Regions from separate parts of the Homo sapiens genome. Here region 1 is linked to region 2. Evidence: read pairs that join two places in POLR2A ChIA-PET (ENCODE). Cell type or tissue: Panc1. All regions are shown on one strand. Links, peaks and the distances in the headings refer to the core of each region. The heading gives the core; the rest is flanking DNA.

Evidence for each region. Peaks named below come from ENCODE experiments on the same cell type or tissue, not always from the same donor. Only the 100,000 strongest peaks of a DNase experiment are listed, where the experiment ranks them.
Region 1: POLR2A ChIA-PET joins it to region 2 with 12 read pairs; 23 of 35 experiments call an interaction of 5 or more read pairs at or near these places.

The regions. Positions count from the first base shown.
Region 1 is chr18:3,563,209-3,579,114 of GRCh38, forward strand. It overlaps DLGAP1 (DLG associated protein 1), which reads right to left. Exons shown (of 13, transcript NM_004746.4): 9 at 4,282-4,373. It overlaps LOC124904373 (small nucleolar RNA U13), which reads right to left and starts at 9,835; the gene lies at 9,732-9,835. It also overlaps the pseudogene RN7SL39P. RefSeq lists enhancers at 12,759-13,260, 13,261-13,760. In Panc1, for the core only: no CTCF peak of the experiment used is centred there; no DNase peak of the experiment used is centred there; H3K27ac peaks cover 2,369 bases.
Region 2 is chr18:3,454,489-3,468,535 of GRCh38, forward strand. TGIF1 (TGFB induced factor homeobox 1) reads left to right here. Exons shown (of 3, transcript NM_003244.4): 2 at 1,866-2,092; 3 at 2,877-5,490. The coding sequence ends at 3,452. GAPLINC (gastric adenocarcinoma associated, positive CD44 regulator, long intergenic non-coding RNA) reads left to right here and starts at 11,762. Exons shown (of 3, transcript NR_110429.1): 1 at 11,762-11,869; 2 at 12,639-12,808. LOC105371965 (a long non-coding RNA gene) reads right to left here. Exons shown (of 3, transcript XR_935106.3): 3 at 7,356-7,966. RefSeq lists enhancers at 729-1,348, 3,130-3,690, 12,265-12,952. In Panc1, for the core only: CTCF peaks have their summits at 397 (motif pointing left) and 601; no DNase peak of the experiment used is centred there; H3K4me3 peaks cover 4,656 bases; H3K27ac peaks cover 5,000 bases.

The DNA of each region.
Region 1 (15,906 bases), core at 5,810-10,809, 110 kb after region 2:
AAGTTTGAATATGATATGCTTAGGTGTAGTTTTTTGGTTTGTGTTTGTTTGTTTTGGCATTTATCTTGTTTGGTATTCTCTGAGCTTCCTGAATCTGAGGTGTCTGACATTAATTTGGGGGAATTCTGTTATTATTGCTTCTAATATTGCTTCTGTTCCTTTCTCCATCCTCTCCTTCTTGTATTCCTCTCTCATGTAAAGTTACACCTGTTGTAGCTGTCTCACTGTTCTCAGATAATCTGTTATGGCTTTTTTTTGTTTTTTTGGTTTTTTTTTTTGAGACGGAATTTCGCTCTTGTTGCCCAGGCTGGAGTGCAGTGGCACGATCTCGGCTCACCACAACCTCCGCCTCCCAAGTTCAAGCAATTCTCCTACCTCATCCTCCCAAGTAGCTGGGATTACAGGCATGCACCACCATACCCGGCTAATTTTTTATTTTTAGTAGAGATGGGGTTTCTCCATGTTGGCCAGGCTGGTCTTGAACTCCTGAGCTCTGGTGATCCGCCCACCTTGGCCTCCCAAAGTGCTGGGATTACAGGCATGAGCCACCGTGCCCAGCTGATCTGGCTTTTTATCAGTCTTCTTTCTCTTTGCTTTTCAGTTTTGGAAGTTTCTATTGTTATATCCTCAAGTTTAGACATTAGTGTCCAGTTTACTAGTGAGCCCATCAAAGATATTCTTTGTTTCTATTAGAGTGTTTTTTATCTCCAGCATTTCTTTTTAAATCTCTCTTAGAACTCTTTTTCATTCTCCATCTCTCTACATGTTCTGCTTCTTTCATTAGAGCCCTTAGCATATTAATCATAATTAGAAAAAAATCTTGGCCCGGTAATTCCAACATTCCTGCCATATTTGACTCTGGTTCTGATGCTTGTTCCATCTCTTCAAACTGTGTTTTTTACCTTTTAGTATGCCTCGTAATTTTTTGAAAAGTGGGCATGATGTACTGGGTGAAAGGAACTGTGGTAAATTGGCATTTAGTAATGTACTGGTAAGGTGTGTGTGAGGGAAAAGTGCTCTACAGTTCTATGATTAGTCTCAGCCTTTTGGTGAGCCTGTGCTCCTGGTCTGTGAACTTCATCAGTGTTTCTCAGTTGTTTTTATTTTTTTCTCTTACGTGGGATAAGGTGCCTGAAGGGGGCTGAGGTTGGGTATGTCCCTTCCCCCATGTGGAAGGCTAGAGGAAACTAGAGCTGAGTGTTTTCCTTCCCCCAGGTAGGTTCTAGGCTCTGATAAAACCCCAGCCAGCAAAAGGTTCTGGTAAAATAGTTTCTGCTGCGTGCAGGCCCTGTGAATAAGAAGAGAAAGTGCTGGCATATTTCAAAGTAGTTATTTTTTCCTTCCCCTTTCTGGAAGCACAAGGAGATTTTTTTTCTCTGATATTCACTTTGAGGACCTGGTAGAGTTCCTGGAGGTAAAACTCACAAAAGTGTGAGCTCTCCCTATGACTGGGTTTCCTTGGAGCTTTTAACTCTCAGAGTTGTCAATATTGAGCCTCCAACAATTCTTCAGTTACTGCTTACGTTTTCTTACCCTGTGCTGGTTCCTGCAGAGATTTCTACTTGTGTTTCTACTCCAGTAAGTTGTAAGTCTCTGTATCTGTCTGTTTTTCCAATTTTGGGAGAAGCAGTGTGCCCTGTGACCTCCCTTCTCTAAGAGATATACAAAGAGATGTTGATTTTTTAGTTTGTTGAGATTTTTACTTGCTAAGATGGAGTGGTGACTTCCGAGTTCCTTTTAGCTTATAGTGGAAACTGCTTGTAACCCCCTTTTTACATATAAGGAAACTAAGGCACAAAGATGGGTAGTAATTTGCTTATGGCCCCTCAGTTAGTAAGGGGCACAGCCAGGATTTGGTGTTCTGGCTCAAGAGTCTGTGCTGTCAACCACTACATCGTTGAGAAAAGGCACCAAGCTGGGCTGGTGGGAGATGGAGGAATATATTTTCTTTTTCTTTTTAAGACAGAGTCTGCTCTGCCACCCAGGCTGGAGCGCAATGGCGTCATCTTGGCTCACTGCAATCTCTGCCTCCTGGGTTAAAGGGATTGTCCTGCCTCAGCCTCCCGAGTTCCTGGGATTACAGGAACCCACCACCACGCACAGCTAATTTTTGTAATTTTTTAGTAGAGACGGGTTTCACCATGTTGGTCAGGCTGGTCTTGAACTCCTTACCTCAGGTGATCCACCTGCCTCGGCCTCCCAGACTGCTGGGATTACAGGCGTGAGCCATTGCCCATGTCCAGGAATATATTTTCTTTAATGTCTACTAAATGTATACTTTCAAAAATTTTTCTAAAACACTTAATAAAGAAACATATGCCTAGGACATTAAAGCAATGATTACCGGCCCAGCGCGGTGGCTCACGCCTGTAATCCCAGCACTTTGGGAAGCCAAGGCGGGTGGATCACAAGGTCAAGATGATCGAAACCATCCTGGCCAACATGGTGAAACCCCGTCTCTCTTAAAAATACAAAAATTAGCTGGGCGTGATGGTCCGTGCCTGTAGTCCCAGCCACTCGGGAGGCTGAGTCAGGAGAACCGCTTGAACCCAGGAGGCGGAGGTTGCAGTGAGCCGAAATTGCACCACTGCACCCCAGCCTGGGCGACAGAGTGAGACTCTGTCTCAAAAAAACCACACACAAAAAACAAACAAACAAAAAAAAATGATTACTAAAACTTTTCAGAGTAAAAGAAAAAAGTCACTCCTAAACCTACCATTTGTACGTATTACATTTCAGTCCTTGTCCATCTGCATGAACACTATGCGTGGATATTATATATTAAAGTTTTTCACCTAACATTGTATCATGGGAATTTCCCCATGTTTCTCCACCTTTTTAAATAAATGATATTTAATAGCTGTATAATAGTTTACCTTGGTGAGGTGCTATAAATTACAAAAGCATGCTATTATTGGTTATTTGATAATTAGTGTTTTTCTTTTACAATGATAAATAATGTTTCACAATTGTTTACCTTTCATTGAGTAATTTAACTCAAGCCCCAAGAGTGTGATTTTTGGGTCAATTGGTACGGATAGATGTGTAACTATTGCTAACTTTTGTCATATTTGTTTCCAGAATGATCGTACCAGTTTTCTGGGCTTCCAGCATTGCATAATTATATCAGGTTGGTGCAAAAGTAATTGAGGTTTTTGCCATATTATACACACACACACACTATATATATATATTACATATACACACATAGAATTTATTAATAAATATATTAACTATATGTATATGATATATATACACACCTCTTAAAAGTATAGTGTCAATCAATAGTGAGAGGTTCTAAAACAGGACCATTTCCATAAACTGATAAATTCCTCCTTTTCAGATTTTCAGTTTACGTTACATGTAGCCTTGATTATAGGAGGCATTCCATAGATTTTATTGAATGGATGGATAATGGAAGGATGGATAGGTGACATTCAAATGATTCTTCCTAATTAACACACTGAAAGTTAGTAGCAAAGTTGAGATGATACACTGATTTATAATTTAGAGTAGTTTCTCTCACCGTAACTCCAGTTTTACTTTATTCAGCCAACATTTGCTGTATATTTAGTATGTGCAAATCACAATGCTGGAAGCTGGGGGTACTACTAGCAATAAAACATGGTTCTACCCACCAAGAAACTCCCAGTTTGAGAAATTCACATGCCTCTCTCCATCAGATTCTCATTTACAACATGAAATTATTGACCCCAAATTCTGTAATTTTATGAAATCCTACATTTCCCATTTATAGATACTAAGGCTCTAAAGTAGGTAAAGAGTAATCTGAAGGACTGGTGATTCAGGATAATGACAGGGAATATCTTCTTTTTCATTCATTCATTCATTCATTCATTCATCATTCATTCATTCATCATTCATTGAGCACACACTAAACACCAGACACTATTAAGTGTTGGGAATAGAAATAGAAATAAGGTAAGTTCTCTTCTCATAAAAAGTGCACTGTCTCATATGGGAAGGTCTCTTATTTTTTTTGTTTTCAGAGGTATAGTTTGGCAACCCAAGAGTACTGCACACAGTATTTATATGTATGTAATATGCTTACAGTACTATTCAAACAAAACTCAAATGGAGTGGTGTCTAGTATTAAAGTACAGGAGAGAATCAACTAATATTGATTCAACTTCACCCTTTAAATACTCCCAAAACTTAGAGGAAAATATCATTGAATTTTGTAGACTTATCACGGGGAAAAATGCTTTTACCTTACTTCAAAACATCAAGACAAAAGAGGATGCGTGCATGTGGACTTACCACTTCTCTTCTTCTACTTGCACTCCCACGGACTGGAACTTACTGGGTGCTTTATTCTCCCCTGTTTTGTCAGGTTCTTCAGCATCATCCACCTGGAGAAATCATCAAATAAATAGAGTTGTTCCATTTCAGTCATCTTGCTTGAAAAACAAACATCACATTTTATGAGAAAAATCTCTAATATGACTGGAATGTTTTGTAATTTATAACCTCCTTGTTCAATATTTGTGTACACTACCTTCACTGCACGCTCTTTGACTCTGTTGCTGTTAGTAAAATGCAATTTTATCCACTCTCAAGGTAGCTGATAAATGTTTATGATTCCTCCACAGATTTGCAAGTCTGTACTTAGACTTAAGTATCTTACTGTAAATACTATATTAGAAGGGAATCTACATGGAAATGTGTTCTTGGAAGTTTTTTTTTTCTAATAGAGTTTCCCTCTGTCGCCCGGGCTGGAGTGCTGTGGTGTGATCTCAGCTCACTACAACCTCCGCCTCCCGGGTTCAAGGGATTCTCCTGCCTCAGCCTCCCGAATAGCTGAGATTACAGGTGTGTGCCACCATGTCCGGCTAATTTTTGTATTTTTAGTGGAGACAGGTTTTTGCCAAGTTGGCCAGTCTGGTCTCAAACTCCTGATCTCAAGTGTTCTGCCCGCCTGGGCCTCCCAAAGTGTTGAGATTACAGGCGTGAGCCACCACGCCCGGCCTGGAAGTTTTGAATTTGAAGATAACAACATACAAAATAAAGAGGAAAATTTATATATTGTAATTATAATTGTTGACATTGGGAGATTTAGATATTAACCTTATTAAGATAAACTATAGAGTGTCTTCATTTTTCTCCCCTTAAATAAAGAATTGACTTTGAATATCACTCCATAGTTTCTAAATAGCTATGTGTATATTACAGCTATATAGAAAATATACCATATAGAACTAATAACCTATGCAACAGATTAGCTCCAACCCAAATTTGAAGAAAATTTTAGAATTATTAGGTTTATTCCGTTTTCCTACTATGTGTTTAAGAAATGTTGTCTCTAAATATAAAGACAATTCAATGTAAGTTATATAAAATTAAAATACAGAAATATATAATGTAGAAAGAGAAAGTCTCCCAAGAATTATTGTCAATTATTTGATGTATATTTGTCTATCTTTATATATATGTCTAAATATATATATTTAAATTTTTGTTTGTTTGTTTGTTTTTGAGATGGAGTCTCACTTTGTTACCCAGGCTGGAGTGCAGTGGCACGATCTCGGCTCACCGCAAGCTCCGCCTCCCAGGTTCACACCATTCTCCTGCCTCAGCTTCCCAAGTGTCTGGGACTACAGGTGCCCGCCACCACGCCTGGCTAATTTTTTATATTTTTAGTAGAGACGGGGTTTCACTGTGTTAGCCAGGATGGTCTCGATCTCCTGACCTCGTGATCCGCCCGCCTCGGCCTCCCAAAGTGCTGGGATTACAGCCATGAGCCACCACGCCTGGCCTAAATGATTATTTTATTTTATTTTATTTTATTTTTGAGACAGAGTCTCACTCTGTCCCCCAGGCTAGAGTGCAGTGGCGCAATCTCAGCTCCTGCAACCTCCGCTTCCCGGGTTCAAGCAATTCTCCTGCCTCAGCCTCCCGAGTAGCTGAAATTACAGACGCGTGCCACCATGCCCAGCTAATTTTTGTATTTTTAGTAGAGATGGGATTTCACCATGTTGGTCAGGCTGGTCTCGAACTCCTGACCTCGTGATTTGAGTGCCTCGGCCTCCCAAATTGCTGAGATTACAGGCGTGAGCCACCGCACCTGGACAAAAATATTTATTGACTTCTTATGTTTCTATCTGTAAGTTGTCTGTTCATATCCTTTACTAGTCTCCTCCCTAATTAGGCTGTTTTTTATTTTCTTAATCATAGGATCTCTTTATATTTTATGAACCTAAACTCTTTCTCTGTTACATATACTGCAAAAGTTTTCTCTCAGTTTATCATGTGTCTTTTAAACTTTGCCCTTCATTGGAGAGAGTCTTAGGTAGTCACATCCAGCTTTTATGGTTTGGAAAGGCTTTTTCTCTGAGCATATTTTTAAAAGTCTTCTTGTATTTTCTTTTATGCTTTCATGTTATCTTTTTTTCGTATTTAATTCTTAAATCCACCATCCTGAAATGTTTCTGTCAAAGACACATACCTAGAGATCTACTATTACCCTCCTGTACTACCTCCCTTGGGTTATGAATGGATCTGGCTCCGTTTATTAACTAATTCGCCTTTTTTATTTGAGATGCCAGCTTTATCTGATACCAAACTTTACTCACATATATTTCCCCATACATTCTCATATAGGCATTCTCATATACAGTCATGACACACATAGTGACATTTCTGTTAACGATAGAGCACATATACAATAGTGATCATAAGATTATAATGGAACTGTCCTGTGCAGAAGTACCATTCTGTATCTTTTGTACTGTATTTTTACTGTACCTTTTCTATGGTTAGATACACAAATACTTAACATTATGTTATAATGGCCTACAGTGTTCTGCATAGTCATATGCTGTACAGGTTTATAGCCTAGGAGCAATGGGCCATACTATATAGCCCAAGTGGGTAGTATGCTCTACCTCCCAGGTTTGTGTAAGTACCTTCTATGATGTTCACACAATGACGAAATCACCTAATAACACATTTTCCCAGGTGTATCCCTGTCATTAAGTGACATACATATAAAGACCTGTTTCTGGCCTATTGATCTGCTGGGCTTATTGACCTTCCCTCTCCTTTTTCCTAAATTTTTTTTTTTTTTTGAGATGGAGTTTCACTCTGTTGCCCAGGTTAGAGTGCAGTGGTATGATCTCGGCTCAGTGCAACCTCCACCTCCCGGGTTCAAGTGATTCTCCTGCCTCAGCCTCCCAAGTAGCTGGCATTATAGGTGTGTGCCACCATGCCTGGCTAATTTTTGTATTTTTCGTAGAGACGGGATTTCACTACATTGGCCAGGCTGGTCTCGACCTCCCAACCTCAGCTGATCTGCCCGCCTCAGCCTCTCAAAGTGCTGGTTGCATGTCTGGCCTTTCCTAATATAATTTTGTAATCAGTCTTGATATTTTCTATGGCAAGTCTCCTCCTGTAGTTCCTTTTTCAAAAAGTATAATTAGGCTAGGTGAGGTGGCTCATGCCTGTAGTCCTAGCACTTTGGGAGGCCGAGGTGAGAGGATCGCTTGAGCCCAAGAGTTAAAGACCAGCCTGGGCAACATAGCAAGACCCTGTCTCTACAAAAAATAAGAAAAAAAATAGCTGGGCATAGTGGCATGCGCCTGTACTCCCAGCTACTCAGGAGGCTGAAGGAGGATTGCTTGAGCCTGAGAGGTGGAGGCTGCAGTGAGCCATGATCATGCCACTGCACTCCAGCCTGAGTGACAGAGCAAGACAGTGTCTCAAAAAAAAAAAAAAAGGTAATTTAAAAACAGAACAAACCAAAACAAAAATCTCTAGGTTATTTTGGAGTATTAACTTCTAAGTAAACTTTAACATCAAATTGTCAAGCTCGTCCTGTTAGCCTCCACCAAGTGATAAAAATCATATTGGAATTTTTATTGGAATTTCTTTAAATATTTGTATTAATTTTCAGGAAATTGTTGTCTTTTTACTATGTAGTATTCCTGTGTAGGAATAGTAAATAATTTTCCATTTATTACAGTATTATATTTTATTTATTTATTTGCTGGATGAGATCTTGCTATGTTGCCCAGGCTACAGTACAGTGGCTATTCACAAAGTCGATCCCATTAGTGATCAGCAGGGCAATTTTGACCTGCTCCTTTTCTGACCTGAGCCAGTTCACCCCTCCTTAGGCAAACTGATGGTCCCCTGCCCCTGGCAGGTCACCATACTGATGCTGAACTTACTGTGGACACCCCATCACTATAGTGCACTACAGCCCAAGACTCCTGGGCTCATGTGATCCTCCTGCCTAAGCCCCCTGAGTAGTTGAGACACAGGTGTGCATGACCATGCATGGAGGTTATTTACTTATTTATTTATTTTCAGATGGAGTCTTGGGACTCTCACTCTGTCGCCCAGGCTGGAGTGCAGTGGCGCAGTCTCGGCTCACTGCAACCTCCGCCTCGGGGGTTCAAGCCATTCTCCTGCCTCAGCCTCCTGAATAGCTGTGACTGCAGGCGCGTCCACCATGCCCGGCTAATTTTTGTATTTTTTAGTAGAGACTGGGTTTCATCATGTTGGCCAGGATGGTCTGGATCTCTTGACCTCGTGATCCGCCCGCCTCGGCCTCCCAAAGTGCTGGGATTACAGGCGTGAGCCAATGTTCCCGGCCGCCTGGAGGTCTTATATTTTATGTAAGGTAAGTTTTTATATTGTTTTCAAATAGGAGTTACATATTATTTCTGAAGCTCAATTGTGTTGTTTTATAGTTTTTGTTACTACTGTGAATGGGTTATTTTTGTACCTTTATATTTTGTTTATTGATAATATATAGATAAGTTATTGATTCCTCTGTATTTATATTATATTCTTTCACGTTGCTGAATTCTAATGGATTTTCAGTGGTTTCTTCTAGGTTTTTTTTTTTTTTTTTTTTTCTTTTGAGACGGAGTTTGGCTCTTATTGCCCAGGCTGGAGTGCAATGGCGCGATCTCGGCTCACCGCAACCTACCCCTCCGGGATTCAAGCGGTTCTCCCGCCTCAGCCTCCCGGTTTCCGCTAGAATTTTAAAGGTGGACATGTATATTATCTACGAATAAAAGCAATTTTGCTTTGTTTTGAAATATTTACAGTTCATTTCTTGCTTTGTGTCTTGGCCAGTAAAGGCAAACAACACTGAATAAGCCTAAGAAAATATTCATCCTTACTTGACTTCTGACTCTGGAATATCTCTAGCATTTCGTCTTTAAGCAGAAGTTTAGATTGGTTTCTTTTATTTATTTATTTGTTTGTTTGTTTGTTTGTTTGTTTCTGAGACAGAGTCTCACTCTGTTGCCCAGGCTGGAGTGCAGTGGCGCAATCTAAGCTCACTAAGCAACCTCCACCCCCCAGGTTCAAGTGATTCTCCTGCCTCAGCCTCCCGAGTAGCTGGGACTACAGGCATGTGCCATCATGCCTGGCTAATTTTTGTATTTTTAGTAGAGACGGGATTTTGCCATGCTGGCCAGGCTGGTCTCAAACTCCTGATCTCAAGTGATCCACCCACTTCAGCCTCCCAAAATACTGGGATTACAGGTGTGAGCCACTACACCCGGCCTTTAGTTTGGTTTCTTATAAATGCTTTTTATCATGTTGATACTTGGAATGGCTTCTGATTTTTACCAAATGCAATAGTTTTTACTATCTATCTGATACCAAACTTTTCCCCCTAAAGGCTAAAATAACTTTGGATTTCTGTGACATACACTACTTGGTAATAGTATATTATTTTTATTTCATTTTTCTTACTTCAGACAGGAAATATGCTGACACGATAATAAGATGTGAGGGAGGCACATCTTAAACTTTTGTGTGAAGACCCAATCATCATGCTGATGAATCACAAAAAGATCAGTAAAGGTATATTATTTTTAAAAATATATATACACTTTGATTAATTCTCAAATTTGGTAAGAATTTTTACATGTATTTTTGTAAGCATGTTATTCCATAATTATTTTTTCTTGTGTTCTTTCAAATTTAGGTATTAGAGTTATGCTTATTTGATTAAAATATATTAAGAATCTTGTCTGGGCGCAGTGGTTCACACCTGTAATCCCAGCACTTTGGGAAGCCGAGACGGGCAGATCACCTGAGGTCAGGAGTTTGAGACCAGCCTGGCCAACATGGTGAAACCCCGTCTCTACTAAAAATACAAAAATTAGCCGGGCGTGGTAGCGCGTGGATGTAGTCCCAGCTACTCGGGAGACTGAGGCAGGATAATTGCTTGAACCCAGGAGATGGAAGTTACAGTGAGCCTAGATCATACCACCGCACTCCAGCCTGGGTGACAAGAGCAAAACTCCATCTCAAAAGAAAAAAGAGTCTTGATCTTTTTTGTAATATTACATGCTTTAAATAACATAGGAATTATTTGCTTCATGAATGTTGAGAAAACCTTTCCTGTTAAAATGATCCAAGTCCGTAACATTTGTGAAAGGTTTTTTTTTTCTTCACTTTTTTTGCACTTTATTCTATGGTTATAAGATTTCTTCCTCCAGGTTTTTATTTTATTTATTTATTTATTTTTTAGACAGAGGGTTTCTGTCATCCAAGCTGGAGTGCTGTGGCAAAATCATGGCTTACTGCCACTGTGACCTCCTGGTCTCAAGTGATCCTCCCACCTCAGCCTCCCAAGTAGCTGGCACTCAGGTATGTGCCAGCACGCACGACTAATTTTTTCTACTTTTTGTAGAGACAAGGTCTCGTTATGTTGCTTAAGCTGGTCTTGAATTCCCTGGCTCAAGCCATCTACCCACCTTAGCTTCCCAAAGTGCTGGGATTACAAGTGTGAGCCACTGAGCCTGACCTCTTTCCCCAGATTTAATACTCCCTCTTGCATCGGTATTAGTAATATACATGAGTGTACGTATTATTTTGACTTTAAAATTTGCCAACATTAAGCTGTCACAAGAATCTTTTATAGTTTTTCGAAAGGTCATATACTATTCTCATTCCTAATATTGTTGATTTCTATTTTCCCTCTCTCAATCAGACTTGTCTATTTATTTAGTATTTTCAAATAACCAATTTTGGTTTATCAATTCCACTTTACTTGTAATTCCTTCTTTTGAATCTGTTGTTCTTTTTCTAGCTTTGTAAATTGAGTGTTTACTTTATATTGTAATATTTCTTCCTTAATTATGAAAGAACATAGGGCTAGAAATTTTTGTTAGGTCATAACTATGGCCACAGCCCATAGTGGTGATTTATAGGATTCCTGCTGTCATTTATTTCAAAATAATCTTGAATTCCTTCCGTAATCCAAATGTTATTTAGATGTTTTAATATTTTCAAATGGTTAGATTTTGTTATCTGTTTAGCGTTAATTTCTAATTTTAATGCATCATGGTTGGCAAACATGACTGATTATTTCTTCTTTTTGGAATTCATTAAAATGATCTCCGTAAGGTTCATTAGTTTTGACTGGAGAGAGGTCCCTCCAAAAATCTCTTTCCAAATAAACACTGATGCTGACTTCGAGGACATCAAAATAAAGTCTTCAAGGCTTAAATGTTTTGAAACTATCTCCTTAGTGTTCCTTTACTATTTTAAGTCAATAAATTATGAATCCAAGATAATGTGCCTTTTTATTTTATTTTATTTTATTTTATTTTATTTTATTTTATTTTATTTATTTTGAGACAGAGTCTGGCTCTGTCGCCCAGGCTGGAGTGCAGTGGCACAATCTTGGCTCACTGCAAGCTCCACCTCCCGGGTTCACGCCATTCTCCTGCCTCAGCCTCCCGAGTAGCTGGGACTACAGGCGCCCGCCACCACGCCCAGCTAATTTTTTGTATCTTTAGTAGAGACGGGGTTTCACCATGTTAGCCAGGATGGTTTCAATCTCCTGACCTCGTGATCTGCCCACCTAGGCCTCCCAAAGTGCTGGGATTACAGGCGTGAGCCACCATGCATGGGCCTTTTTATTTTTCAAAGCTTTCTTTCAAATAGTAACCATTCCTTTGGTTTGTACTTTACTTGGCAGAGACAAGTTTCATTATCTGCAGTTGGACTTATTTCTTCACATAAGCATAAAATATTAATATATATCTGTACACTTGGACAGGTATTAAAGGAAATAAATAAGTCTTAAGAGTATGATCTAAAATAACTAAATTTTCTTTTATTTTTAATTCAAAGAATAGAGAAAGCCATTGCATTTCATATAATGTGAAGATTAAGCTGTTCTTTTCATCTGTTTTGCAAATTGAGTTAAATGATAATATATGGAAATCATAATGTACCATCAGGAAGTAGAGGGGTCAGGGCCTAAAGGTAGTACATGAAACTCATCTGTAGTCAGAATTACTCTTGAGAGACTAAAAGACAATGTAACCAACTGTTGCCAGGGGTCACCTTTGGGGAGTACAGTAGGAATACGAGGTGGGAGTGGGAAAGAAGGGGAAATCTCATATTTTGCTCTATACACTCCTGTACTGTACGAACTCTTTATAATAATCCTGTATACATGAATTACTCACTTTGTAATTATAAGAAAACAAAAAAAATTTATCCTAAAGGTGCCTATGACTTTTAGTTTAGACATACAACTTTGCTCTAAATCCAGAGCAGCCAGTCCCCACAATGCCCCCATCACCCCCAGCACTAGGGTATCAAGAAAAACACCAGATAAAGTACTTGACTTGTTTTGGTGCCATATTATACAGAAATTTATATCTTTAAATATTCTAGAAGCAGAGTGCCACAAGGTGCTCCCATAAGAACATAGGAATCAAGACTGCACACGGATCATGTCCATTTTAGGTCTTTTAACACACATGCTGATTGAAGGAAACAGCACATTTATTTATTATATCAGACAAAGAGCTTTGTTTTGGTGATTTGCTTACTGTCTAGCAGCCTCGAGCCCATCTTCTACATTTAGCTGCTCTTCGACACTGCGGCCAGGACTCCCAAACTACATTTCCTAGGCCTCCTTGTCAGCTGGTTTCCAGCTGTGTTCTAACAAAGGAAGGTGGAAGAAGAGAAGAAACTTCCTTCCTGTTTCCACCTTCTTCTGGCATCACTCTTGCATGTGAAGGTAGCTATGGCTCCACCCTCCAACTCCTTTTTTTTTTTTTTTGAGACGGAGTCTTGCTCTGTCGCCCAGGCTGGAGTGCAGTGGCGCGATCTCGGCTCACTGCAACCTCCGCCTGCAGGGTTCAATCAATTCTCTGTCTCAGCCTCCCGAGTACTTGATATTACAGGTGCCCACCACCATGCCCAACTAATTTTTTTGTATTTTTAGTAGAGACTGGGTTTCACCATCTTGGCCAGGCTGGTATTGAACTCCTGACCTTGTGATCCGCCTGCCTTGACCTCCCAAAGTGCTGGGATTATAGGCATGAGCCAGCGCAGCCAGCTCCAGCTCCTTTTTTTTTTTTTTTGAGATGGAGCTTCGCTCTTGTTGCCCAGGCTGGAGTGCAATGGCGCGATCTTGGCTCACTGCAACCTTCGCCTCCCAGGTTCAAACGATTCTCCTGCCTCAGCCTCCCGAGTAGCTGGAATTACAGGCATGCACCACCATGCCCGGCTAATTTTTTGTATTTTTAGTAGAGATGGCGTTTCTCCATGTTGGTCAGGCTGATCTCGAACTCCCAACCTCAGGTGATCCGCCCACCTTGGCCTCCCAAAGTGCTGGGATTACAGGCGTGAGCCACTACGCCCGGCCTTTTTTTTTTTCTTGAGACGGCGTTTCACTCTTGTTGCCCAGGCTGGAGTGCAATGGCACAATCTCGGCTCACTGCAACCTCCGTCTCCCAGGTTCAAGTGATTCTTCTGCCTCAGCCTCCTAAGTAGGTGAGATTACAGGCATGCACCACCACACCCAGCTAATTTTTTTATTTAGTAGAGATGGGGTTTCACCATGTTGGTCAGGTTGGTCTCAAACTCCTCACCTCAGGTGATCCACCCACCTCGGCCTCCCAAAGTGCAGGGATTACAGGGGTGCGCCACCGTGCCTGGCCCTTCAGCTCCTTTCAACAGCCCATGCACCAGCTGCTCTGCACCACTCTGAAGTCCCAGCACCACGTGACCCTGCCACCTCACAGTCTGAGCACGGGCTACCCCAGGCCTTTCTTCTGAGCTCCTAAACTTCTGGTAACCCCACCTTTTCCTTCTTGTTCCTTTTATTGCTCTCTCAGTCTTCCCATACCTGTGTAACCAATTTTGTGTATTAAACTGTCTCTGTTTAAGAAGTGAGCCTGGTCTGTGATTTCCTGGATGAGATTTTAACCAATTCCATATGACTACACTTTTGTAAATTAAAAACGCTTAGGATGTCAGCCAAAGTAGGATGTTGTGTCTTCTACTATGCGGTGGTATAAAACTATCCAATGAAATTTGTTCAGAAGACGCATGGTAGTTATTTCCCTGAAGAAGCACGATCCTCAATGCATGAAAAAGAGGAGACAGAAAAGAAGGAGGGTTCATCAGAACAAGAATGGAGGATATTGTTCTCTGCCTGGTCCAAGCCTCATCCCCACTGGTCCTAGAACTGCCAGCTCATTTGCATCAAGTATTAGCATCTTCTAAGCTTTAGTCATTGTATATAAATTTATCTGTGATTTTTTACTCTTAGCTCCAAATATTGGCAAATGGCATCTTTTATGTATTGTATCTAGGGTAATCTACTTAAATTTATAAAGTGGCTTTCAAAATTGTAAAAGAAGTTGCAGGATATGAGATCTCTGTCCAAAAAAATAATAATTGAGAAAGTCCATGGCATATTTAGTTCAGCATATTTAGCTAATTATAATTTTAAAGGACAATATTAATCATAACAACTAAATCTAATAATTGTTGAACACTTATGCCTGGCACTGTGCTTACGGCCTTACATATATTTTATCAATTAATTTTTACCATACCCAAAATGTACCATATGAAATAAGGACTATTATTATTCTCATTTTCCAGATGAAGAATCTGAGATACAGAAATATTAAGTAATTGATCTAAGTTCACAGAGGTTATAAAGTAAGTAGTTGTAGTATTAGCTATTGGGTATGAATTAAATGTAAAGTTTTGGTAAAGGATTGGAAACTCTGGCCCTAAGAGAGAAAGCATGGAAGGAAGTCTAAGATTCTAGTGTGACATATTTTGGGAACTTGCATTTAAATTTGATTTCTGTATAACGAAATTCAATGAATAGTTTGCGTCTTTAATTTTTTTTTTTTTTTGAGATGGAGTCTTACTCTGTCGCCAGGCTGGAGTGCAGTGGTACAACCTTGGCTCACTGCAACCTCTGCCTCCTGGGTTCAAGTGATTCTCCTGCCTCAGCCTCCCAAGCAGCTGGGACTACAGGCGTGTGCCACCACACCCAGCTAATTTTTGTATTTTTAGTAGAGATGGGGTTTCACCATGTTGGCCAGGATGGTGTCGATCTCTTGACCTCGTGATCTGCCCACCTCAGCCTCCCAAAGTGCTGAGATTACAGGCCTGAGCCACCGCACCCGGCCATTTTTTTTTTTTCTTATTATTCTCCATCAAAGAAGTAGTATAATGTGATCATGTTAGACACTAGGTACAATCTTGGCTCTGTCAACAAAAAGCAGGTGACCTTGGGCAAGTTTTCCAACCTCTCTGTGCTCTCATCTGTAGGGCAGAGATGATCCTAACACCTACGCCATAAGGTGGTTGGATGAGTCAAATGAGAGTCACATAAAGTACTCAGTACTTTGCTATAATTTACATAGCAGTGTACAATGATTAGAGGAAGAATAAGAACAATTTTTTTATTCACTAAAATATCCAACTATTTAAGACATGAGATAATGTCTCAAGTAAAAACTTTTCTCCCCAATGGTATACGTGGATTTAAGTCTAGTTCCATCCTACTGGGTGAAAATAATAATTATTATTATTATTCTGAAACTGTTTTAAAAAATCTAGCTTCCTGTGGAGGTTATAGTTTGGTGG
Region 2 (14,047 bases), core at 1-5,000:
TTAACACTTTTTTTAAAAGTTCGATTTCTTTAATTATTAAAGCCAATGTGAGACAGGAACTCAGCTATAATTTCTTTAAGCTATTTTATTAATAGTTCTTCACCCAAATTTCAATATAGGTTTTGAAAGTCTCATCTTGCCAATAGTGAAAGTAGTTTCAGTTTTAAATGGGCACTTTTAAAAACCTTTTTAAAAACTTAAATCATCAGGGGAGGGGAATTTCAAATACATGGCAGTTAAAACTTAGGATTCTTGTGCAGTTTATTTGTAGCTGTTTGTTAAGCTGTGAGCTAAAGTGAATTTGCAAGATCATCCACCTCTTTGTTAGAACTTTACTTTGTCTTTGGAGAGTTCTGCCTTTTGTAGGAATACCCTGCAGCACCTTCTGCCCCCTGCAGTCCAAAACTAAAAATGTGTCACCAAGTCAGAGTCATTAAAAGGGTGGGAAAAATTCCTTTAAAAAACACGGTGTTTAGCTTAAGAGGAATATTCCGTGTTTATTTCCTGTCAAGGGGAACTGGCTCAATTAAGGTCAAGTCATATTTTCAACCAAAATTACATACTACAGAGGAAAGAAAGCATACAAAGCTAAAAATGCTTACCTTTACATTTTTGTTATTTTAATTACTTCCCCTAATATAGAAGTACTGATTTTTTTCAAGCATGCCATTGTTTGTAATTCATTTCTGTTTTTAAGATTCTAGATTGTCTACAAGCAAAAGAATGTATTTCTTTAGTCATTCGGAGTAGCCTGCTGTAGTTTTTGAAAGGTGGAATTAATAGCGTTTGTTATTTAATTTTTTTTAAGTTCAGAATGATGTTTAAATATCTGTAAAGGCCAGTTCTGGAGCTTTATTGAACCCCGTCCATCTGTGATTTAAATATTCTCTATGGCTTGTGAATTCTTAAAATTTCTGGCAGGATTAAAGTACTTACAGCCAAAAGAGCTTCCTCTGGGGCTTGCATATTCAGTTTCCTTTGTCATGTAATCATTTAAGACTGAACTCTGCTTATTGATATGTAGTATTCTATTCTAGGTTGAGCTCAAACTGGTAGCTGAAATTTAGGAGACATTTTTAATTCATTTAGTATTAGGCATCTTTTGACCTTACTAAAGTACCAGTAGTAGAAAAATATTTTTGTGTGATGAAACTGAAAACATCAGTGGTCGTATTTAATAAAAGGTGACTAGTACTGCCCATTTAAAGTAGGTGTCTAACTTTGAATAAATGTGGATAGCAATGAATAAGAAATGACCATGCATGGTGTTAGCAGAAAATTTTAACATGTGTTTTACCTTTAGAATACTAACTGGGTTCAGCGTAGTATGTAATTTTCCTTCCTTATATCCATGAAAAAAAATGTACGAGTGCTCCCTTTCATTTCAAACCTTCAGTAGAGGAAGGAGGAAGAGTAGCATTTAAAATGTACATTAGGACTGGTTAGGTTGCTTTTCCTAGTTAGCACTGATCTTAGAAAGAAGGTTGGTAGGCATATTCCAACTGCCACAGCACCCTTCCTGTTTCAAATGTGGCAGGTTATTCATTTTGGGTGCAGTTTGTCTCCTCCAATGATTAGACGAAAGAGTTTTCTGACCATCATTCAAAAGGAATGTGAGAAGTTAATGAATCCTAGAGGAAAGCGGCTGAGAAAAGGCATCTGGCATTTGGTTGAGAGCCTCCTATGTGGTGCTAGTCAAACTACTTTTACTTGGACCCTGAATTCAGGACAGAAAACACTGCTCCTTCTCCTCGCTCTCAGTTGTTGGGAAAGCATGGTTACATTGAATGGTCAGCGTTAAGTGAGCTTTGCAATAGTTGCTGTGCTTATAAAGCAACTGACAACTGGCCCTTGTCCTTTCCTAGGTATTGTTGCAGCATCTGGCAGTGAGACTGAGGATGAGGACAGCATGGACATTCCCTTGGACCTTTCTTCATCCGCTGGCTCAGGCAAGAGAAGGAGAAGGGGCAACCTACCCAAGGAGTCTGTGCAGATTCTTCGGGATTGGCTGTATGAGCACCGTTACAATGCCTATCCTTCAGAGCAAGAAAAAGCGTTGCTGTCCCAGCAAACACACCTGTCTACGCTACAGGTAAAGAAAGAGAGCGTGAGGTTTATGGATGCATTTTTAGTTTCAAAGTCATTTTATGGCATTCCTGTGTGTCAAGTCATTAAGCTCCTTGCCACTCAAAGACAGAAGGAATATCTTTTTATTGTAAACTTGATAGTGTTAAAAGCTAATAACTAGCTATTTAGAGAACACAGAAACACTTGACAGTCATCTATCAGATAGCATTTCCTTTAATGCCTAAAAGAACCTTCCTTTATGCAACAGACATTAAAAGGAGGTTAAACCTTACTCTATTGTCCAGGAAACTGGTTTGATATTTAAACAAGGACGACTTCAGTGAGGTAATTCATGTTATGTCTGTTGACACAGTCATTTGAACTGGGAAAAATCAGTTACTGGGAGGAGTGGCCCTTTTCATAAGGAGAGGTTTTCCTGTAGTTGATTAACTTAAATGTTGGGGCAGTAGGTGATAGGTTAAAATGGGGAGAGTTAAAAAGTAAACCTCTCTCTCAAATCATTTTTAAGCATTTGAGATTGTATGTCTTTTTCTTCGTCCTGAAAAGGTTTAAGTATGAAGAGACAAAAAAGGAAATTTGTATTAGAAACTAGAAGGCTTATGACAGGTGGTAGCTTGCTTTCTTGGCGGAGCTCAGATACCTTGAAATAACATTGTAAATTCAGATAAGGCTTTTCATGCTTTCTTTAATTCAGAGAGCAAGATCAATTAGGTACCCCATAGAACATTCTCAGAACCCGTTGGCTGAGTGAATGAGGAAAATGTTAAAGCGTACCGATATGATTTCAGGTCTGTAACTGGTTCATCAACGCCCGCCGCAGGCTCCTCCCTGACATGCTGAGAAAGGATGGCAAAGATCCAAATCAGTTCACAATTTCCCGCCGTGGGGCCAAGATTTCTGAAACGAGCTCTGTGGAGTCCGTGATGGGCATCAAAAACTTCATGCCAGCTCTAGAGGAGACCCCATTTCATTCCTGTACAGCTGGGCCAAACCCAACCCTAGGGAGGCCACTGTCTCCTAAGCCGTCATCCCCGGGATCAGTTTTGGCTCGTCCATCAGTGATCTGCCATACCACTGTGACTGCATTGAAAGATGTCCCTTTCTCTCTCTGCCAGTCGGTCGGTGTGGGACAAAACACAGATATACAGCAGATAGCGGCCAAAAACTTCACAGACACCTCTCTCATGTACCCAGAGGACACTTGTAAATCTGGACCAAGTACGAATACACAGAGTGGTCTTTTCAACACTCCTCCCCCTACTCCACCGGACCTCAACCAGGACTTCAGTGGATTTCAGCTTCTAGTGGATGTTGCACTCAAACGGGCTGCAGAGATGGAGCTTCAGGCAAAACTTACAGCTTAACCCATTTTCAAGCAAAACAGTTCTCAGAAATGTCATGATTGCCGGGGTGAAGGCAAGAGATGAATTGCATTATTTTATATATTTTTTATTAATATTTGCACATGGGATTGCTAAAACAGCTTCCTGTTACTGAGATGTCTTCAATGGAATACAGTCATTCCAAGAACTATAAACTTAAAGCTACTGTAGAAACAAAGGGTTTTCTTTTTTAAATGTTTCTTGGTAGATTATTCATAATGTGAGATGGTTCCCAATATCATGTGATTTTTTTTTTCCTCCCCTTCCCTTTTTTTGTTATTTTTTCAGACTGTGCAATACTTAGAGAACCTATAGCATCTTCTCATTCCCATGTGGAACAGGATGCCCACATACTGTCTAATTAATAAATTTTCCATTTTTTTTCAAACAAGTATGAATCTAGTTGGTTGATGCCTTTTTTTTCATGACATAATAAAGTATTTTCTTTAAAAATTGTTGTAATTCAGAGTATTTCTGTTGAGGGAGGTGCTTCTTAAAAATAAGTAGGAATATAGCACCCCAGTGAGCAGGAAGCTGGGGGGGTAGGGTGCAGTGTTAGGGGGTGTCACCAGCTCTTTGAAAACCTGTGGACAACAAGCCAGTTTGCATAAACAGGATGTGTGATATTTACTCTTGATAGGAGGCATAGCAGGCCCTTAGAGCTTTACTTAAACTGCATGGCAAATTGAAATGAATCATTTTAGTGTTTAGCTAGCCACTAAATCCCTTGCTGATCTGTCCTGCGTAGTTTAAAACGTGGCCATGTTATAAAGAAAAGTCTTGAAGCATCCGGTTATTGCTGAGTTTTCAGAAGAAAACAACGCAAGCAATCTCTTGCCCTTTTTCCACGTTACCCTTTAAAATAACCTTTGTTCAGTGGTACATTTAGTTAAGGCATTTGTATTCAAATGTAGCATAGTATTTGCAGAGAAATTACCTTTTAAAACATCTCAAAAGTGTTTTCTAAAATGATGAAATAAACGGTGGGGTTCTGTCTATGGTGGGATTGTCAGTTTATTAGGTGAGTATTTTCCAAGGTCTCAGTTTGTGAAAAAATGGTGCTATGTACAAGTGGAGTTTGTTGGGATAGACAATCACTTACAAAGCCCAGATGGCCAGAAGGGAATTGGTGTTGCTCCTTTCACTTGTATGGTTGAGCAGATTTGTCACATGCCACAAAACCATTCTTTGTAGTCATGCTTAGTATGAGCTTGCTTTGTTGTTACGGTCATGTTCTTTCCAGCCCTGCCCCAGCTATGAATTGTCTAAGTGTGAGGGAGCATCAGAGCTTCAGTATTGTTTAAAGAATGTAGAAAAATACAAATTTGTCTAATTTTGAAACTATTTTAGAAAGTCCCTACTGTAGAAAGAGCTAAACTCAAAGACTTTCCTTGTAAGTGAAAGAAAAAAACTGCTGATGATTACCAAGAGGCGTAAGAAAATTAGGTGAGGGAATGTTGTGCTCTAGCCTGTGGGGTGCAGCTTCGTAGGGCACATCAGCTTAGAATGGTCTGGCCTCACCTCAGAGAGTCACAGAAATAGACAAAAACCCAAAAAGTACTAGTAAAGTAAATACAAGGAACAAAATAAACATTAATAAAAATGAATGACGCAAAGGTGATCCAGAATCATTACTTGCTCCAACAGCTAGATCAAAGGCTGAACATTTTGCTTTAGTATAGATGAGGGAAATGAGCAAGTCCTAAAAGGTTTGCCCTGTTACGGTGTTTCATCACTCATACTGGAAGGAGAAGGAAAGGAGCCATATGACTCATTTAAAAGAAAAACTGTAAGTCACCTTAAATTCCCTATGTTTTACTTCATTTTTTCCCTATTGAGGTTGTTACAGGTCATGGTTGATAATAGTTGGTGTTGAATGAATGTAATCCATTATTTAAAAACAGGTACATTTAAGTGAAAAGATAAATGTAAAAAGCTGTTCATATCAAAGCCAAATAGAAATGATTTTTATGCTTATAATTTACATGGTGCAATATATCTTTTTAATTTGTTTACTTTTCACCTATTTGTGTTTTTGAAGTTCATCCCATAGCATATAGTTTGGGTCTTGCTTTTTTATTTAGTCTAATGATCTCTGCCTTTTACTTAGCATTTGTCAATTTACATTTACTGTAATTATTGATATGTTTAGATTGAGTTTACCATTTGGCTTTTTTCTTTGCTCCTCTTTTCCTGCCTTCTTTCAGGTTGAATATTTTTATTATATATCATTATATCATTATTATTATATATTATATATCATATATTAAGATATATGAGAATATCAGCATTCTCATATATATAATGTCTTTTTCTCTGATTTTGTTTTAATTTCTCTTTTTAAAAAAGTATTCTTTTTTTTTTTTTTTTTTTGAGACGGGGTCTCGCTCTGTCACCCAGGCTGGAGTGCAGTGGCGTGATCTTGGCTCACTGCAACCTCCACCTCCTGGGTTCAAGGGATTCTTGTGACTCAGCCTCCCAAGTAGCTGAGATTACAGGCATGCACCACCATGCCAGGCTAATTTTTTTGTATTTTTAGTAGAGATGGGATTTCGCCATGTTGCCCAGGTTGGTCTTGAACTCCTGGCCTCAAGTGAATTGCCCTCCTCAGACTCCCAAAGTGCTGGGGTTACAGATGTGAGCCACCAAGCCTGGCCTATTTTTATAGATTTAGGGGGTACAAGTACAGTTTTGTGTTTTAATTTTTCTATTGGTTTATAAACTATACACCATATTTTTAAAATGGTTCTTCTAGGTATTACAGCATACATCTTTGACCTACTACCATCCACTTAGGGTTAATATGATACAGCTTCATAAAATACAGAACCTTGGAACAGTATAGTTCCATTCACCCTCTCCTCTCTTCCTTGGTTTTTCACATATATTACAGCTACATACATAATAAACGCAACAGTACGATGCTATCATTTTCACTTAAAACAAGCGTCATTTAAATGATTAAGAGAAAAAAGAATGTATCTTTTATATTTGCCAAACATTGACCATTTCTGATGTTCTTCATTGTCTCCTATAGATTTGAGTGACATCTGAGGTCTTTCCTTTTCAGCTTGAATGATTTCTTTGAGAACTGTAGTCCAGTGACAAGTTTAGGCTCATTGAAACGCTTTGAAAATGAGTTCATGGAAAATGACTTTATTTCACTTTAATCTTTGAAGGATCATTTCACTGATGGGGAATTCTGGGTTGATAGCTTTTTTTCTTACAGCACTTGGCAGGCATTTATTGTCTTTTGGCCTCCATTGTTTCTGATGAGACATCAGCTGTCATTTGTATCATTCTCATAAATATAATGTCTTTCTCTGGCTGTCTTATTTTTGAATTTCAGCAGTGTCACTAAAATATGCCTAGGTATGGTTTGTTTGTACTTATTTAGCTGGGGGTTCATTGAACTTTTGGATCTGTAAATCTATTTTTTTTATTTATTTTAAAATCAAACTTGGGGAAATTTTGGCCATTTTTTCCATTTATTTCTTGCTTTCCTGTCTCAGAACTCCAGCAAATTTACATTAGATCACTTGAGGTTGTCCTGTATGTCTCTGAAGCTCTTTTCTTCAGTCTTGTTTCTGTTTTAGATTGAATAATTTGTATAATTTATTTGCAATTCACTAACTCTTCTGCTGTCTTCAGTCTGCTCATGAACGTATCCAGTGGACTTTCATTATAGTACTAGTATTTTTCACATGTAAAATTTCCACTTGGTTCTTTAGTATTCCTAATTCTCTGAGATTCCTCATTACTAATTATGAATATATATCCTTATAAGCATTTATAATAGCTGCCTTAAATACTTGTTTGCTAATTGTAACATGTCCTAATCAGAATCAGTTTCCATTGATTATATTTCACTTCTGTATGGGGTCATTTTTTTTTTTTGCTTGTCTAGTGATTTTTTATTACATGCTGGACAGTATGGATGGTACATTAATAAAGACTACGGATTTGGCTACATTCCTCAGAATAGTTAACTTTTGTCCTCAAGCAGCTCATTCGCCTGAACTGAAACTTCAAACCATCCTGTAATGGATAGCAGCCGAAGTCTCTGATTAGTTTTCAGCTTCCGGCTGCTGCCTTTCAATGGGCCCACTGGCGTCTCCCCTGCTGCACAAACCAACTAGGGATTTGAACAAAATTTCTGTTCAGAGGTTGAGATTTGCTCCTTCTTCAGTTCCCCTCTTTCCAGAATTCTTCTCCTAACTTTCTTAACTTTTGCTCTGCTCTGCCCACCCCATTTCTGTCCTTGACATCTCAAGCCACTGAAGATGCAGCTTTCTGCCACCCCTAACCTTCTGAAGAATGAGGACTGCCTTCAGGCAAAAGGTGCAAACTTGTACATCTTGAAGTTCTCTTCTTTTAGGGGAAGACGACCCTCCAGTTTATGCTTTTGGTTACTCTTCAGGCCTTCAACTAGCTTTTTGTTTGTTTAACTTTTTGTTCATTCACACTTCATGATTGTTAACCTGGAGGGAATTAGTCTGAAAAAGGAAAAAAAAAATCCACTATTACTAGAAACTAGAATTTTACTATAGTTACTTTGAAACTCCAAATCAGTGGTTCTCAAACTTAACTGAACACTGGAATCACCTAGAAAGCTAAAAAAAAACAAACAAAAAACAAAACAAAACAAACAAAAAAAACTGTGGCCTCGAGTTGGGAATTTTTAGAAGATCTCTTAGTGATTCCAATGCATAGACAAGATTGAGAACCATTGCCTTAAATAATTCTTTAAATCAGCCATTGTTTCTGTCCTTATCCAGAACATGGGGAGTTGACCGTTCTTTTTCCAGACCTAAAAACAAAACAAAACAAAAATTGTTTCTGTAGTCTTTTTTGTTTGGACAGAAGGACTGAAAATTAGAGTCTTACAGAAATGTAATTTGTCTTACAGAAATATAATTTGCTGTAGAATTATTTTGTCACCCAGGTCAGCTTGTTCAATTAGAGTTTAGCATAAATTTGATATTTGGTACTATATACACATAGCTCATACCATATGTAAAGCTAAGCCTCTGAGTGATAGACCCCAAAACTTACTGCAGGAATACAAAATATTCATTTGTATTCAATCAAAAAGTAAAATTTATCTCTGGAAACTGGCCAGAGAGCAAAAAGCAATGTTTAGAGATCAGTTTTAGGTCTCATTCAGCTCATTAACAGGAGAATGTGTCAAGTCTTAACCTCCAAAAATCGTGACCTCTAATTAAAAACAGGCTATGTTCTGGGCTGAGTTTTATGATTCAGAGGCTGAAAAGAGAGACATTCAACAAATGCTTTGTGGCTGAAAGAAGAGCAGTAACTTAGGGTTGATGGTTACAATAGCACAGCTGGCAAAGAAAGGAAGCATGAGAAATCAATGAATAAAAATAATAAGTAGTACAGAGATTTAACTAAATATCAAGGAAACGGGGTTTTTGAATGAAATGTGTTATAGACATCAATAGAATGTGCAACCTTTGAAGCACACTGTGGGTGACTTAGAAAGGAAACCAAATCCAATGATGGAAATTTACTCAGGTTTAGAAGGAACATATTTATAGACAAATATTTAACATAGAGGTAAGGAAAATAAAACCATGGAGGGATTTCAGAAGATAAATTGTTACTCTAGGAAGTGTCAGCTTGTTTTGTTTTTTAAAAATATTCCAAACTATTTTCCTTTTTTTTTTTCCTGAGACAGGGTCTCATTCTGTCACCCAGGCTGGAGTGCAGTGGCTCAATCTCGGCTCACTGCAACCTCCACCTCCCAGGTTCAAGTGACTTTCCTGCCTCAGCCTCCCAAGTAGCTGGAATTACAGGCGTGTGCCACCACGTCCCACTCTTTTTTTGTATTTTTAGTAGACACAGGGTTTCACCATGTTGGCTAGTCTGGTCTTGAACTCCTCCTGACCTCAAATGATCCACCCGCCTTGGCCTCCCAAAGTGTTGGGATTACAGGCGTGAGCCACCGTGCCCAGCCTCCAAATTATTTTCTTTATAAAGAAAATTACTGAAACTTGAACATATTCTTATTTGATCAGATCATTCTAACTTATGATCTTAGGACAAATTCAATTCTCCTATCTTGTCTCAAATTTTTGCTAATATATATTTTAATACTCTAAAGGCATAAATTATCTCCATATAAATTGTAATGTGAGGATAAGGCTTTCAGAGACTGTAAATAGGTTGAAATGCAACAAAAGGTACACATTTAAATTTTTACATATGCCTCTTTTAAAAAATTATCCTGTTTAACAAGTCAAAACAACTTTTTGACTGTTACCTAGTCTGATTATTAATGTTTTATTGCTTTTAATTTCTTTCCAATGATTTTCAGGGATTTTTTGGTGGTGGTGGTTATTGTTTTGAGAATGGATCTTGCTGTGCCACCCAGGCTGGAATGCAGTGATGTGGTCATAGCTCATTGCAGTCTTGAACTCCTGGGCTCAAATGATCCTCCTGCCTCAGCCTCCTGAGTACCTAGGACTACAGGTGAGCTCCACCAGGCCTAGCTTTTAAAATTTTATAGAGATGAAGTCTCGCTGTGTTGCTCAGGCTGGTCCCAAACTCCTGAGCTCAAGCAATCCTTCTGCCTCGGCTTCCCAAAGTGCTGGGATTACAAGTGTGAGCCACTGTGCCTAGCCTGATTTTCATTTTGAAATTTGATTTACTTGAATGATTCTGTGAAAAGCCCAAGTGTATTACATTAGTCAACATCTTTTCCCAGCTGAGCGTGGGGGCTTACCAGTCTGGGCAGCATAGCGAGATCTTGTCTCTACAAAAAAATTAAAAATTAGCCAGGCATGGTGGTGTGCACCTTTAGTCCCAACTACTTGGGAGGCTGAGGCAGGAGGATTGCTAGAGCCCAGGAGTTTGAGGCTGCAGTGAGCCGTGGTTGCGCCACTGCACTCCAGCATGGGCAACAGAGCAAGGCACTGTCTCAAAAAAAAAACCAAAACATTGGCCGGGTGCTGTGGCTCACGCCTGTAATCCCAGCACTTGGGGAGGCCGAGGCCAGCGGATCACGAGGTCAGGAGATCGAGACCATCCTGGTTAACACGGTGAAACCCCATCTCTACTAAAAATACAAAAAATTAGCCGGGCGTGGTAGCGGGCACCTGTAGTCCCAGCTACTCGGGAGGCTGAGGCAGGAGAATGGCGTGAACCTGGGAGGCAGAGCTTGCAGTGAGCCGAGATCGCGCCACTGCACTCCAGCCTGGGCGACAGAGCGAGACTCTGTCTCAAAACAAAACAAAACAAAACAAAACGAACAAAACATTTTTTCCCCTAGCCTGCTTGTACAATAAATCTACACAATCTAGAACATCATTTATTTTAAATTCTCTAATTAACAGCTTGATTCAGTCATTTCACAATGTATACACATATCAAAACACCATGTTGTATACCATAAATATATACTTTTGTTAATTGAAAAAATAAAAGTAAGAAACTTAAACAAAAAAATAGCCCAGCCAGGCGTGATGGCTCACATCTGTAATCCCAGGGCTTTGAGAGGCCAAGGTGGGCAGATCACTTGAGGCTAGGAGTTCGAGACCAGCCTGGCCAACATGGTGAAACCCCATCTCTACTAAAAATACAAAGATTAGCAGAGCATGGTGGTGCATGCCTGTAATCCCAGCTACTTGGGAGGCTGAAGCAGGAGGATCGCCTGGACTTGGGAGGCGGAGGTTGCAGTGAGAGGAGATCACGCCACTGCATTCCAGCCTGGGCAAGAATGAGACTCCATCTCAAAAACAAATAGATAAATAACAATAGCTCTTTCCATTATAGTGTTATTTTCTGGTATCATCTGTAAACCCAGTATTGAAGTGAAAGTGTTGGATTAATTTGAGAAGGAAAAGATGTACTTATCAAACACCTTATATTAAATTATTATCTATTATATTATTATTGTATTTGTTGAATACCACATATACATATTTAGTCCTCACAACCCTAATGGGACGTGTTATTCCCATTGTGTAGCTGAGGAAACTGACACTCTTCAAAGTTCAGCTTGTCTGTGGTTACCAGCTGTAATGGGGCCCCCAGTCATGGGGTGATTCTGTTTGCTCACACTCTTTCCACACCCTATCCCCGAAATGAAACAACTTGGAACTGTCTCCATTTTTATTATACTGTTCAATAAAAATTTGGGGGTTGCTTTGGCAGATAATCATATGCAAGCTCTATTTTCCAAATATCTCAACTTATTTTTCTGCTCTCTCGAATTCCTCCCTCCCCTCCCCCATTCCATTTCCTTGTGACCACATCTGCTTCTTGGAGAGACTTGCAGGATCTGACACATCCTCTTGGTTTCCTAAGTCTTATGACTAGCCAATGCCTGAAATAATGAACTCCTCCAAGGCAAGAAATCTGTTTTGAAGCTTCTCTGCGTAAGTATTAACACTTAATCTATTATTCGATGCATTTCATTTCCCTTTGTAGGTATCGGTTTTCTGAGCCTGCAGCCTTAGGCTAGTACCTTTTTTTTTTTTTTTAAGTTAGTTTCTGTTTTTTATTTGAGCTCTGTTAGAATCTTTAGATCTATCCAGTGGCTATAGTTTACTCTGTGCTGCGCCTTTCTGCTTTCTCTCTGCAAAAATTATGGCTTTTTAGCTATATTTCCCCAAACAGAGGTGAGGTACTGCTCTTATACAAATACTTGAAGTTATAAATCCCACCTGCATTAAAAGGAAAGTGAAGATTTATGACAATGCCTTCCCATTCTTCTCTTTCAACCCCAAAACCTCCACCATTTTTGAAACAAGGCAAGTTCTTTAGGGCTGGAGGTCTTCAATGGTATACACCATGAGGTAAAGATCAGCTTTAAAATAAATACGTACCTCCAAGGGAAGAAAATTGAACAGGCCATTCATTACTTTTCCTTCAGAAAGCTAAGGTACAACAGGAATAAACTTAACTTGTGAAGGTTTTATGAAAGGATTGCCACCTCCTGCCTTGATGAAAAGATTAACCTGATTTGGTGAAATATGCTGCTATTTGCAGGCAGGTGCTGGCCTGATTCACCAACTCTGTGTTAATTTGAGCCTGCAGAGGTACCTTTGATCAGCTCTCAGAGCCTCAGCAGTGGCTCAGGAAACATCAAAACGCTGTAGAGCAGGCTCTAATCTCAGCCTTCCTGTTTCTATGCTTGCTCACTAGGTTCACACACAGCAGCCTGGTTTCCTGGAAGGGCATTTTCCACATTGTGCGTTATGGATGATCATCCCAGGCATCAGGTGTGAAGCCCTGCATCCACATCCAGGGGCTATCAAATCTCTCTGCAAAAGGAGAAGCTGGACTCAGGCACGTTTACAGTGATGTGTATGCAGGTATATGTAAATTAATGCCTGCGTCTAATGCTGGAAGTAACAACAATTCAGTTCCGGGGAACTCTGTTGTCGTAATGCAGCTGCTAAGTGCAACATATTCTGTCCATGAAGTTGACACCTGGATAACAGGTTTGGGTGATAGTAACTGAGGCTTTGGCAGTGGATTGAGAACTCTGAGCTAGAAACATAATGGCAGTACCCTTTACTAAGCCAGGGTGGTAGGTCAGATAGCATGGGTATTTTTTCGAAAAGTTGAGCTCTTACCCTTTTTTTTTTTTGAGACAAGGTTTCACTTGTCCAGGCTGGACAATCATAGTTCACAGCAGCCTCACCATCCCAGGCTCAAGTGATCCTCCCACCTCAGCCTCCTGAGTAGCTGGGACTACAGGTGCACACCACCACACTTGGCTAATTTAAAAAAAAAAAAATGTACAGGCTGGGCGCAGTGGCTCACGCTTGTTATCCCAGCACTTTGGGAGGCCAAGGCATGGGGATCACCTGAGGTCGGGAGTTCAAGACCAGCCTGACCAACATAGAGAAACCCCATCTCTACTAAAAATACAAAATCAGCCAGGTGTGGTGGTGCGTGCCTGTGATCTCAGCTACTCGGGAGACTGAGGCAGGAGAATTGCTTGAACCCGGAAGGCAGAGGTTGCAGTGAGCCGATATCGCATCATGCACTCCAGCCTGGGCAACAAAAGCGAAACTCCGTCTCAAAAAAAAAATTTTTGTACAGACAGGGTCTCTCTATGTTGCCGGGGCTAGTCTCAAACTCCTGGGCTCAAGTGATCCTCCCGCCTCAGCCTCCCAAAGTGCTGGGATTATAGGCATGAGCCATTGCCCTTGGCCTCTCATCCTTTTTACTCTCAATGACAGGTTCATACTTGCCCTTGGGCTTTATTTCCCTTTCCAGGCACATTTCCCTTAACTCTGCTCCAGAGTCTTACACTCCCATGTTTGGAATTTTAAAAAATTGATGCATTTTTTACATTGCATTGGGAGATATTTTAGAACCACTGGGGAGCTGGGCGCGGTGACTGACATCTGTAATTCCAGCACTCTAGGAGGCTGATGCTGGTGGATTACTTGAGGTCAGGAGTTCAAGACCAGCCTGGCCAACATAGCGAAACCCTGTCTCTACTAAAAATACAAAAATTAGCCAGGCATGGTATCGCATGCCTGTAGTTCCAGCTACGCATCAGTAGGAGGCTGAGGAATGAGAATCACTTGTACCTGGGA